Regions from separate parts of the Homo sapiens genome. Here region 1 is linked to region 2. Evidence: chromatin loops called from intact Hi-C (ENCODE). Cell type or tissue: dorsolateral prefrontal cortex. All regions are shown on one strand. Each heading gives the region's core, and the rest is flanking DNA. Links, peaks and the distances in the headings are about the cores only. Region 1 overlaps TEX41 (testis expressed 41). Region 2 overlaps TEX41 (testis expressed 41).

Region 1 (5,392 bases), core at 294-5,293, 55 kb after region 2:
GGGAACCTCTGCCCAGGTATGAATGAGATTACAGGCAGAATTTTTTGGGAAACTAGGCAAGAGTCTAGATGAATACCATCAGAACAGTGGCTCCAGAGTACCAGTCAGTGGACACAGGCCGATCTGTGATGACATTTTCACTGGATTGAAGTGAAGTGAGATATTCAAGAAAATGATACAAATTTCATTAAGTATACTATTTTTACTGAATTATCCTTTATTGACAGATTCTATACTTCCTACTCTTTTAGTGTTATATGATATAATGATGTAATGGCAATAGTGGATCTGGTTTTATTCTTACCATTTAATGTCCTTCCTTGGCAATTTTTTTTTAAATGGTAACTTTTGTTTTACTTTCTAACATTTTTGGAGATGTTTTACTGGTTCGTAAAATCCCAAAGCATAGAGAGTCCGGGATTAAAAGAATGTTAGCCTACAGTATACACACGTTCTTATTCATCTTTTTGCTTAATGTGACATTATGATCATTAAAATTGATAACTCTGGCCTGATTTAATCTGAGATTAGAAACCAGATACAAGGGAAGTTATAAAGCTATTTAACGTTACCCGAAGCTTCAGATTTTTTCTTTTTTTTGGAAAATTTGGCCAATATAGTTATGGCCTAAATATTGTTAACAGAGGGCCACTGTCAGATTCTGGAAGTGTCTCATAAACAAGTATTACATTTTATACTGGCACAATTTGTTTGTTTGTACATTGTTTATGCTTAACTCTGACAAGTGATAGAAACAGTGGATTCTGCACCTTTAGAAAACATGTTGCCCAGTTAACAAGAACATTTTTGTAGTTTATATGCCAGAGCTAATCTGGGTTTCCATACCTTGTAAGCATACCTCTAAAGACTAAGCCCAGCCCTTCCTTCTTTCGGTAGCTGTCCTGCATACAGCACAAGCCTAGCTTAGCCACTGCTGCCTAAATTGTGTGAATGCACTCAAAAACAGTGACTTGTGCTGCTTACTAAGATGGCTGAAAGGGAAACATAGTTATGAAATTATTGACAATTTAGGTGAAGGAGACTTTAGAGTTCCTTTAAGTCAACATTGCTTGTATTTCAAATTCCTAGACTATCTAAGTTCTCTACAATAGACCCCAAGCATGGGCTAGAAGAGAAAAAAGAGGATGTGGGTGGGAGGGAGCAGCTGGAATAAAAATTTTGCCTCATTATTCTGATCCAAGCTCTATCTGTCTATAAAGACCTTGCTATATTTCTAGGTGGCTCATTTTATTATTAAGCATTAAAAAATCTTCTATATTTTATTCAAAAATAGATATTATCAAACCCTAAATATCTACCTTTATTTTTAAAAGACTTTAAAGCTATAGCTATAGATTATTATAATAAATTATTGACAATGATTTATCGAAAACAAAACATTGCTGAGAATTTTTTTTTACTAAGGGATGATTGGCACATAACTCATAATCATATGTCTAAATATATATTTATTACTTATGACCATGGCTGCATGTTAGTATCAAATGGGGAGTTTGAAACCATACTGATGCTTGGGCTCACCCCAGAGGTTTTAGTTTAATTGGTCTGCTTTGGGCCTGTACCTGACAGTTTTTTTAAAGCTCCCCAGGTGATTCTAATGACCCCGCAAATATACATGTTCTATCTTAAAGCAGGTGCTTTGGAAAAAAAAGTAACTTTACAATGAAACAGCTTTCTTATGTATTATTTGTCCTTATGAAATTTCATTCTAAAGATTAAATTTTAGGTGTGTTTGTTTCTAGAGGATTGAGTTTTAGTGAAAGAAATATTAGAAAGAAGATAACTTTGAAGGGAATCTTGTTCCTTAGTTTTTACCACATCTTTACAATTTCGTCTTCATATATCATCTTTTATTTACTTCCTTCCATCTCTTCTAGAGCTGATTACCAACTCCTACCACTGTTAACCCTCATCCAGGAACAAGCTTATGTCTTTAACATTCTGAGTGGGCTTCAGCATCCTTGCATATGTTCAATTCTTAAAAACCTGTTGAAATAAAAGATCAGGAGACATAGGAAGGATGCCAGAAGAGAGCGTGGTAAGTGGGGGAGAATCTTTCCCCAAGGGATTGGAGGTATTTCAGGATTAGACTATGTATATCTATAAGCATGCATATATATTTATGCCTGTGGTACACATGCGTACCATGTATGTTGTGTTGTGTTCCAGGAATGTGGGAAAAAACACTGCACTGCGTGCTGCTTAAGATTAGGGATCTTGATGTCTTGTTTTGTATACTCATCTTCACACAATGGCAGCATATTGATGCTCAGTAAATGTCAATAAAACAAATGCATGTTAAAAAGAGTAAAGGATGAAGAAAGGTAGAAAGATGTAATTAAGTTGGTTTTCCACATGACAGGACAGAGAGGAAGTAGTTTAGATGTTTTCAGTTGTGCTAGTAACTATCCTCTGCACAGGTAGGGGAATGCTTGGCAGGGTCAGGAAGGTGAGAAAGGAAGCAGTTCAGCAGAAACTGGCCCTTGAGGTTGCATACATAAAGCCTATCTCTATATGACCCATGACCTGGGATCCCTTGTGTCTCCAAAGGAGCCTCGCCCATTGACATAGGAGGCAAGGAAGGCTGAATCATGAATGGACAATAGAAATCTAGATCTCAGCCTCACTGTTGTGGAAATAGGTTTTCAGTGTCTCTCATTCCCCACCAACTAGAAAATGGTACTTCTATATTTCTAGGCGTCTTCTTCCTAAGATTGTTTAGAAGGTAGGGTGAGAAATAGCAGTTTGTCCGAAGAAAAAGGCTTTGTCTCTAAAATGGTCCAGAGAGCGGTTAGATTCAGGGGATCCATGGATTCTAGCTTCTAAGGGTTAACACATTTTCCAGGGCTGCATTGCAGAGTACAATAGGAAAATAAAAAGAACCGTGCCTCAATCCTTTTTTTCCCCTTGGTTACCTGTCTCTCCTCTCCCCCTCTCCCCCTTTTTTCCTCCTCATTCTCTTACTTTTCCTCATATATTATAATACCTTAACTGGATAGATTCTATTTCTCAATAGTAGAGAAATTGAGGCTGATTGCACAGTGTTCAAAGTTATCTATAATTTTATGTATTCTTATATTTTATTATAATTTTGTATATCTTAATAGTTTTATAATTTGATTTCTATTTTTCTTTTGAAAATAATTCAGTATATGGGTGTATACATATGCATTTTTTAAAATCCCAGAGTATTGTCAAATGTTCTATCTGAAAAATACACCTTTTTTTGTTTGTTTGTTTGTTTTCTGTTAAGGTTATTAACATTTTATAAAATGTTAATCAATGTGTCTTCTCCACTATTAAATATTAAAAGCTCTGTACTGGTTATCTTATGACTGCACTTCCAGTCCACTCTCTGCCAGGGAGACTGATTCCAGGTACTGCCCTCTGCTTTCTGATTGGTCTCTGTCAAGACTGACAATGGTAGAGCAGAGGGTTCTGTGAAGAGAGTGGGATTGGGATGTTGATTCCTCGATTCTCTCTCTGGTGAGTGGCTGTAGGGTGGCTGGGGTGCTCTAGCAAAGCCACAGTCCCTATTGAGTAAGTCATCCTCTGCACACACACTCTCAGGGATATGGTAACCATTCTTTCCTTTGACCCTTCAGGCCTCACGTGTACCAGCTCTCTGCTCTCCTTTGCCTTGGGACGTTCCATCCCTGGAAGTTTCCCTGCCCACATCTTTGTAGAGAGTCCATTCTCCAAGCTTCAGTGTGTCATCTGTGAGGACCGTGACCCACCTGGTACATCGCCTCAGGGCATTCATTTCAGGCTCCTTCTAAATGGCCAAGGTACAGTTGACTAAATACCGTACTTCATTTCTGGTATGTTTGGAGAGACATCTGTTTTTTGCATTTGGTCTTTCACTCTTTGTTTTTCTCCGGGAGGATTATACTTTGTTTGTTCCTCTCAAACTTTACCCAACTGAGAGTGCTATAGAGTGCTGTGATTTAAATATCAACAGATTTCTAGGGACATATGCACTCTCAGAAATATGTGCGTTCTCAGACCTGAGTACCCTGGTGTGGGCTTCGTGGTATTTTAGGAAGCATGAATTGAGATCTGAGGGCACTAGGTTTATCTTGAAAGCAGATGTAGGTAAATTGTCTCGGCTCTGCTGTGATCTCTAAGATTATGAAGGTATCTGGAACTCAGGGGAAAAAACATCTATTTTATCACATCATTGAAAGTAGTTTCTTACCATTTATTAAACATTGGCTTAAAATAATGATTTTGCCATTTTTTTCCTGTCACATTGCAAATGCTTATCTATTGCTTTGACTAAGTTTGCATGCCTGCATTTCACCCTTGAAAAAGTAAAGTGTTCAGTTTTTTCTTTTTGTAGATAGTATTTAGATCACCTTTATCAATCTTAAAATAAGAAACCTAATAAAAATAACTCCAAATTGCAAGGCATCTCTTTAATACATAGATACTTTGTATCTTCATTTTAGTTGAAAAGTTAAAATTATCTGTAGAGAAAGCATAAGACTAGATGATACCTTTTAATCTATTGTGAGAGATATGTAACATGTCAGCAGATGACAAAAGTAGGAACTGTTTTATAAACCTCCAATCATCAAATAAGTGACATGTTTGAGTCAATCAATTTAAGAGGTTCCCAGTCCACTGATGAAACCATTTGAAGAAAATGTGCTGTTTGATGTTACAGAAGCCAAAAGCTGTATAAATGTGTCATCTGTTTTTCATTTTAATTCACTGTTTCAGAAGTATTTACTGTGTATTAAAAAATCTTTTTACCCTTTCAAATCTTTTGGACAACCTGGAAAAATTGAGAACAGTTTAAGATCTATCCATAAAAGCACATTCTCAGCTGAGTTATCTTGTTCCTATGTGGTGATATTAATCATATTACATATGAACTTTTAAAATCAAGTAAGAAGGCTGTCATTTGACTAAGTAGCTGCTGATTTTTAAACAGAATCTGTAAATATATATCTATATGCTGAAAGCTTTTAGTTCAATCAAAAATTAAAGGTTTTTTTAATACAGTATAAATCTGAAAGGTATTTCTAGGTTCAGACAAAAATATCTGGAAGGATGTTGCCTTTAAAAATAAAGCCTTTTTTGTAGGACAATCTCTGTTTTAAGAAATGAGATTATTTCATATTGTTGTCCATGAGAAAATATTACTAGACTGAGAGATTCTTCTTATTTAATTCTCCCTCCAACGCCATCCTTCCCTTGCAATGAACGCCCAATCACCGTTACTTTTTTTCTCACTATTTAAAAACCTCTCTCTTGCCCACAGAGTTGCTTTTTTAAAAGATCCCTCTCTTTTCCTAGATGCTCTTCTTTCCTCTTTTCTCTGCCCTCACCCTGGCCACACCCTCCTGCCTGGGTCCATCCGGTC
Region 2 (5,392 bases), core at 229-5,228:
AATATCATGAAGAAGGCACATTAATGCTTGTGTTCATTAATTTCCTTTTTAGTAAGGGTTTTCAAATATGAGTTGATTTTGTATGGTGAGAGAATTGTTGGGAGCCGGTATTTGTAGTTAGAGATCCTAAGTGAGCTTGGGTGACTTAGTTTGACTTATGAGTCAGGAACATTATTAAAAAACTGAAACAAATGATATCAGGTAGAGAAAATTAGTATGCAGTGGCAACAGGTAATATCTGTAAACCAGCTGAAGACAGTTTGCTAGAATAGATTTTAAGAATCCAAGCCAACAATGTTACTGTTTGGGAAAGGGAAAAGAGAAAAAGGGGTTTAAAAAATACATTATCTAGATTTGAATCTATTTAGAGTGATATTAAAAGAGATTGCTTGAATTAAGTCATAAGAAAGTTATTGCAAAATTGAGCACATCTGAATCTATCAAACCAGAGAAATCCATGGGGGAAGTGTTTGAGCCATTGGCTGGGGTGATTATAGGGAGTAGCATATTACTGAAATGAAATGAAATTTGGTTAAATCCTGGAAATTACTACAAAGTATATATAGTGAGAAAAAGCTAAGAAACTGAGCTACTTAGTCAGTTGATGGGAAAGATTGATGCCATATGATGATAATTCCCATGAGGCAAAAAAGAAAGTGGTAGTACATGGAGAGGAAACACTGAGTTTTTCCTTCATCTCAAAATTGCCTTGTGCATCAACGATTTTCAGTGTTTTGTCTTAATTTTTATTAGATGGAATTTAGTCTTGATTACTTTGTCATTTCTTCACTCTGGGCTTAGCTATGCAAACGCACATTTCATAACAAACATCTCAACTTTAGACTTACAAGGAACTATGCTGTTACTTTTTAGTAGTACTTTTGCAGATGAGAGAACTGAAGTCCATAGAGTTAAATCACTTTTTCTTTCCTTTTATAATTTTATTGTACTGCATAACCAAGAACTTGTATTAATCAAAGGCCTCATTGCACATGCTGTGATTTCTGAGTAATGATGATTCCTGAGTAATGGTTTCCAATATAGGGGCCTGGTGAGCCATGTGAGTTTACTAAAGGACCCAGGAAGATTTCTGTGGAGGCCTCACCTATAAGATGTTGTGTATACAGGGAGGAGAACAGAGGTCTGTCCCTGAGTGGAAGAAAGGCTCTTTTGAGGGTTAGGATAGCAAGCAGGGAAAAACAAACAAACAAATATTGGGTCCTCATAATATAATTAAGTGGTGCATAGTGAGTGGAGTATATGTTAATCTGTCATTATTTATTTCTCACCGCAATAACTTTAGAAAAATTTTCAACTGCCTACCACATTGGTACCAACTCAGTGACTTACAGAAAACAGAACCCACAGAAACTTAGTCCAGTCTGGTTCTACCATTGTTTCCTTGTTGAAAAGGAGGGATACATAGAGTCTCTCTGTATCCTGGGAAATACACTATACAGTCCTGGAAGCTCTGGGATTTTCAGTGCATTGACGGCCATTAGCCAGAGCAGGCACTCTATTAAGTTATATTGTGTCTATGTTTATGACTAGGAAGTGAACTCTGGATTATGTCTCTAGCAGGAAAAGAACAATCAGCAAATTAATGTATTGGACTTCTATGAAGTCTTCTTTGGTAAAGGTTAATTATCACTCTGATACTGTAAGGTCTGCTGCCGTGAGGAGAGTACTTAACACATGAGCTGTGTTTGCATGTCCCAGTTTCTTTTTCCTCACCAGTGAGCGAGACATACTGCCACATGGAAAGGACAGATCTTTGTTGGAGAGGAAATTGAGTTATTGTTAGACATTAAGAGCCATTTAAATTTTTAAAAACTGTCTAACCCTTCTCCTGAAATTTTATAGATTATCTCTATGTATGTGTTTATTAAATGGCCAAGGCTCTGACAAGTTTTAAAGGTTCACCAAAAATATTTAGATATCAAATAGGATTAATCTTTACTTTTTAAAAGATAAACTCCAAGTAATTTTCATTGTAAAACAGAAAGAATGGAGGATGACTAGAATCTGGAGAGACAAATATTTGATGCTACATACATAAAATTGAACTTCTCTATGTTTTGGGTTAGCATTTTGATTGCACAACTTTTAGAATGGACAAGACAGTTATGCCCACTGATCACAGAACCAAGAATGGGATTCTGAGAAAATCTGAGTTCTTTTCCCCATAGAGCTAGGTAAGGGGGCAATGGTGAATGATGTACTTCTTGCTGCCTTGCATATTTCTTCAGGTAGATGGTGTCTCCTGACCCTTCTAAACATGACAAAGAAAAGTCAATGCTGCAGATTCCAGTAGATTACCTCCTATCTTAGATGAAAGAACAAGAAACTCCCTGTAATCTAAAACAGACTGTATAATCTGATGGTTATCACTGTTTATCCAAGTAAATTAAGCAATTGTTGAAGTAAAAAAAAAAAAAAGAAAGAAACAAAAACCGGCCCCACTAACTGCACTGAGGTGCCAGTGTTCAGGGCAGGTAAAGTAGATTAATAACAGGCCACTCCTGAGAAGGTTTAGGCTCTTACTGTCAGATAGTAATAATTAATGATCAACTGTTAATGGAGATACTGGGCTGTTGATGTCATTAATTCAGCTCAGTGGAGCCAGTTCTGCCCAGGACCTGCCACAGCTGTCACTGCATTTGCTTAATTATTCCAGTGCCTTCAGGCTCTTTTTCTTTCATTTTTTTTCCTTTACGCTTTTTTCCCTTACTAACTATAGGACATTATGTTTTCACTGACGCAGAATTATGAAGAGCATGCTGCTTTCTGGGCAGTGCCAAGCCTAAAATACGTGAAAACCCAAAGGCAACAGAGGAGACCGTCACTTTTTACTTAGATGAAATGATGGAAAATGCTGAAGAAAGGCCATCTTTAAATAGCTTGATTGTGCTGATATAATTTTTGAGTTCTTTAAGGATTTGGATGTCGAAAGTGAACTCTGAGCTGTGTAAAATGTCAAAGTGCTCACCCTCTCCCACAATCAAACAAAGAGAATATAGAAAAAGTGGCGCAAGAGTGTTGGTAAAACACAAGGCCGTACAATCATTCATCCAAGAGGGAACCAGAAAGTTAGCTTTGCTGGGAAGATTGAGGCAAGGAAAACCATGGTGAGGGAAATGCCACTACTGTTAAAATTCAGCTGTAGGAGTACATGAATTTGCCTGCTGTGCTTTCAGAACCTTCTTGCATTTCTTTAGCTTTGTGTCTCTTTTATCTATCACACTGCTTTTAGTTTTAAGAAAACCACTCTTTGCTTTGTAAACATCATTTGAATCTTTCTCCCCTGGCTTGACCTGGTAATCACTATACTGTTTTCTAATTGGAATGAGGTGTTTATTTGGCTTTTCAAAGACCACCCCCCCCCAACCCCTGCAGCCCTGCCACCTTTCAAGAACTTAATTTTTAAAAACTAGTTCCTTGGTTTTTAGGTATATATTTCTAGTTCTGATGTGTTAAACTAGTCCAATGTGTCTTGAGCTTCCATGCTGGAATGCTGCTTGACTCTCTTCCAAACTGAAGTGCTTAAAAAATGTGAGGCACTACAACTATTTTAAATCTCTCTCTACGCTGCACATGGTGATTTAAAATAATTGAAGCTCTTCAAATTTTTATATGCTCTCAAATTTGGAAGTGATTGGTTCTGAGCATGTGCAGTACACAATGATTTAAGGTTATTAGAGTCTCTCAAATTTATCATGAGTGTTTCAGCTTGTGAGTGATAGGGGAACCTGGACTTTGGCAGCTAAAAATAATTTAAAAATTATCATTACACTCTGATGTTATAGAGGTGATCAGAATTCTGGACACTTGTGTACATTTTAAAGCTCACTGTTAAAATGACTCCTTTTTTAGATGCAAAAGGTAGTATTAGCCCACCAGAAGATGCATTTAAATAAACCACCTAAAATGCACCATAACAGAATTTTACTTTCACTGACATATTCCCCATTGATGACCTGAATAGGATCATGATTTTAAAGCCAAATGCTCAAATTTGGCAAGAAAAAGAACTGTTGTCTTCTAGCCCAATCATAACAAAGATATGTATTCAGTAAAAATACCTGACACGTTCTGGTGACAACACATAGAACCTATAGTCTGTCCTCATAAATTATACCATTTTTTGCTTTAAAGGACAAGGGGCTTTTGAACTACTACATAAATGATCACTTCTAATACATGGCTAAATTAGTTTTTTATTTAAATATTCCAAATAAAGTGCTTTTATTAAAGGTTATTAAACTTAAAAATGTGTATTTTATCCTCTCTTAGATGAAATATATGTGTTCATTTCTTAAGCCTTCTGTTTGCTTTGGTGGATGTTGAACCAAGCACAAAGAAAGGTACTTACTTATGAAATGTACAAGATAGAATACTCAGATGATTTACTTGGTCACTTGATGGTCACTTAACATTCCTTAGATCTTTTACCAAAGGATATTCTCTGAGCGGGAGCAGGAATATTTAAACTTTTGCTGAGTGCCCTGATGCCAGGATTCTAACATGTAAGGTAGATTTATGGTTCAAAGATAATATTATATAAGAAGAAATCCAGTCATTAAGAAGTCAGCTAAAATTCTTAACATGTTTTGTTTGTACCTTTGAAAGCCACATGGATGCTCTTTTACTTGATTTAAATGAAAGTGACAAAGGTGAAATTCCAGCACATTTCTCAGTCACTTCCCTTCCTCAGTAAATGTTTTCATTTTGATAAAAATTAGGATAAGTTGATTATGGATTTTATTTTTTTTAACCAAAACCTGGAGTTGGAGTTTGAAGTATTCTGGCACATGAAAACCATCTGATCTTATAAACTAGCTTTATAAATCCCCATATTTTTAATAGGGCAGAAATTTAACAGGATTAGAAATAGAAAATGCTAATAATAGAAACTATGTTGTATTTGGGATTTCTGTAACCCTGGGGATTTAGGGCTGTGAACTATGTAAAGTTCCACATTTGGTATAGCAGTCAACCTTTGCCCTCCAATTTATTATTAGTTTTTAAAGTTTGAAAAATTTTCTTATGTTTATGTATTTTTAGTCTCCAGTATTACTTTGCTCGTTTGTGCTGAATTTTGACAGGCAGAAAAACAATCTAGGCGAGCTTGTTCAATTTTTTGTGGCTGTGCTAAATTAAGAACATGTCATGTCAGTGGACTAGCGTTATGCTATTAAATAATTGAATTAATCTTTATTTAGGTCACAGGTAGAATGAGTATAATCTTTGCTGAACACGGAAGAATGCCTGGAAATTGCCTACTCCCAAAACATAGTTACACCAAAACGAAGTTTGTGCTTTTAGCTCTATCAGTTTGAAGTCCTTGGAAATGGGAAAAGTTACTTGGAAAGACTAACCTACGTTTGAGAGT

The links. A loop is a pair of places that touch in the nucleus more often than their neighbours do. Peaks named below come from ENCODE experiments on the same cell type or tissue, not always from the same donor. Only the 100,000 strongest peaks of a DNase experiment are listed, where the experiment ranks them.
Region 1: a loop joins it to region 2, with 2.5 times the contacts of the local background. A loop is called at or near these places in 2 of 110 quality-filtered maps.

Annotation. Positions count from the first base shown.
Region 1 is chr2:144,764,472-144,769,863 of GRCh38, forward strand. It overlaps TEX41 (testis expressed 41), which reads left to right. Exons shown (of 5, transcript NR_033870.2): 2 at 3,627-3,809. Among named protein-coding and RNA genes, the nearest start is that of TEX41, 99 kb to the left of the region's middle. In dorsolateral prefrontal cortex, for the core only: no CTCF peak of the experiment used is centred there; no DNase peak of the experiment used is centred there.
Region 2 is chr2:144,709,172-144,714,563 of GRCh38, forward strand. The region is part of intron 1 of TEX41 (testis expressed 41); the gene reads left to right. Among named protein-coding and RNA genes, the nearest start is that of TEX41, 44 kb to the left of the region's middle. RefSeq lists an enhancer at 2,830-3,480. In dorsolateral prefrontal cortex, for the core only: no CTCF peak of the experiment used is centred there; no DNase peak of the experiment used is centred there; H3K27ac peaks cover 1,555 bases.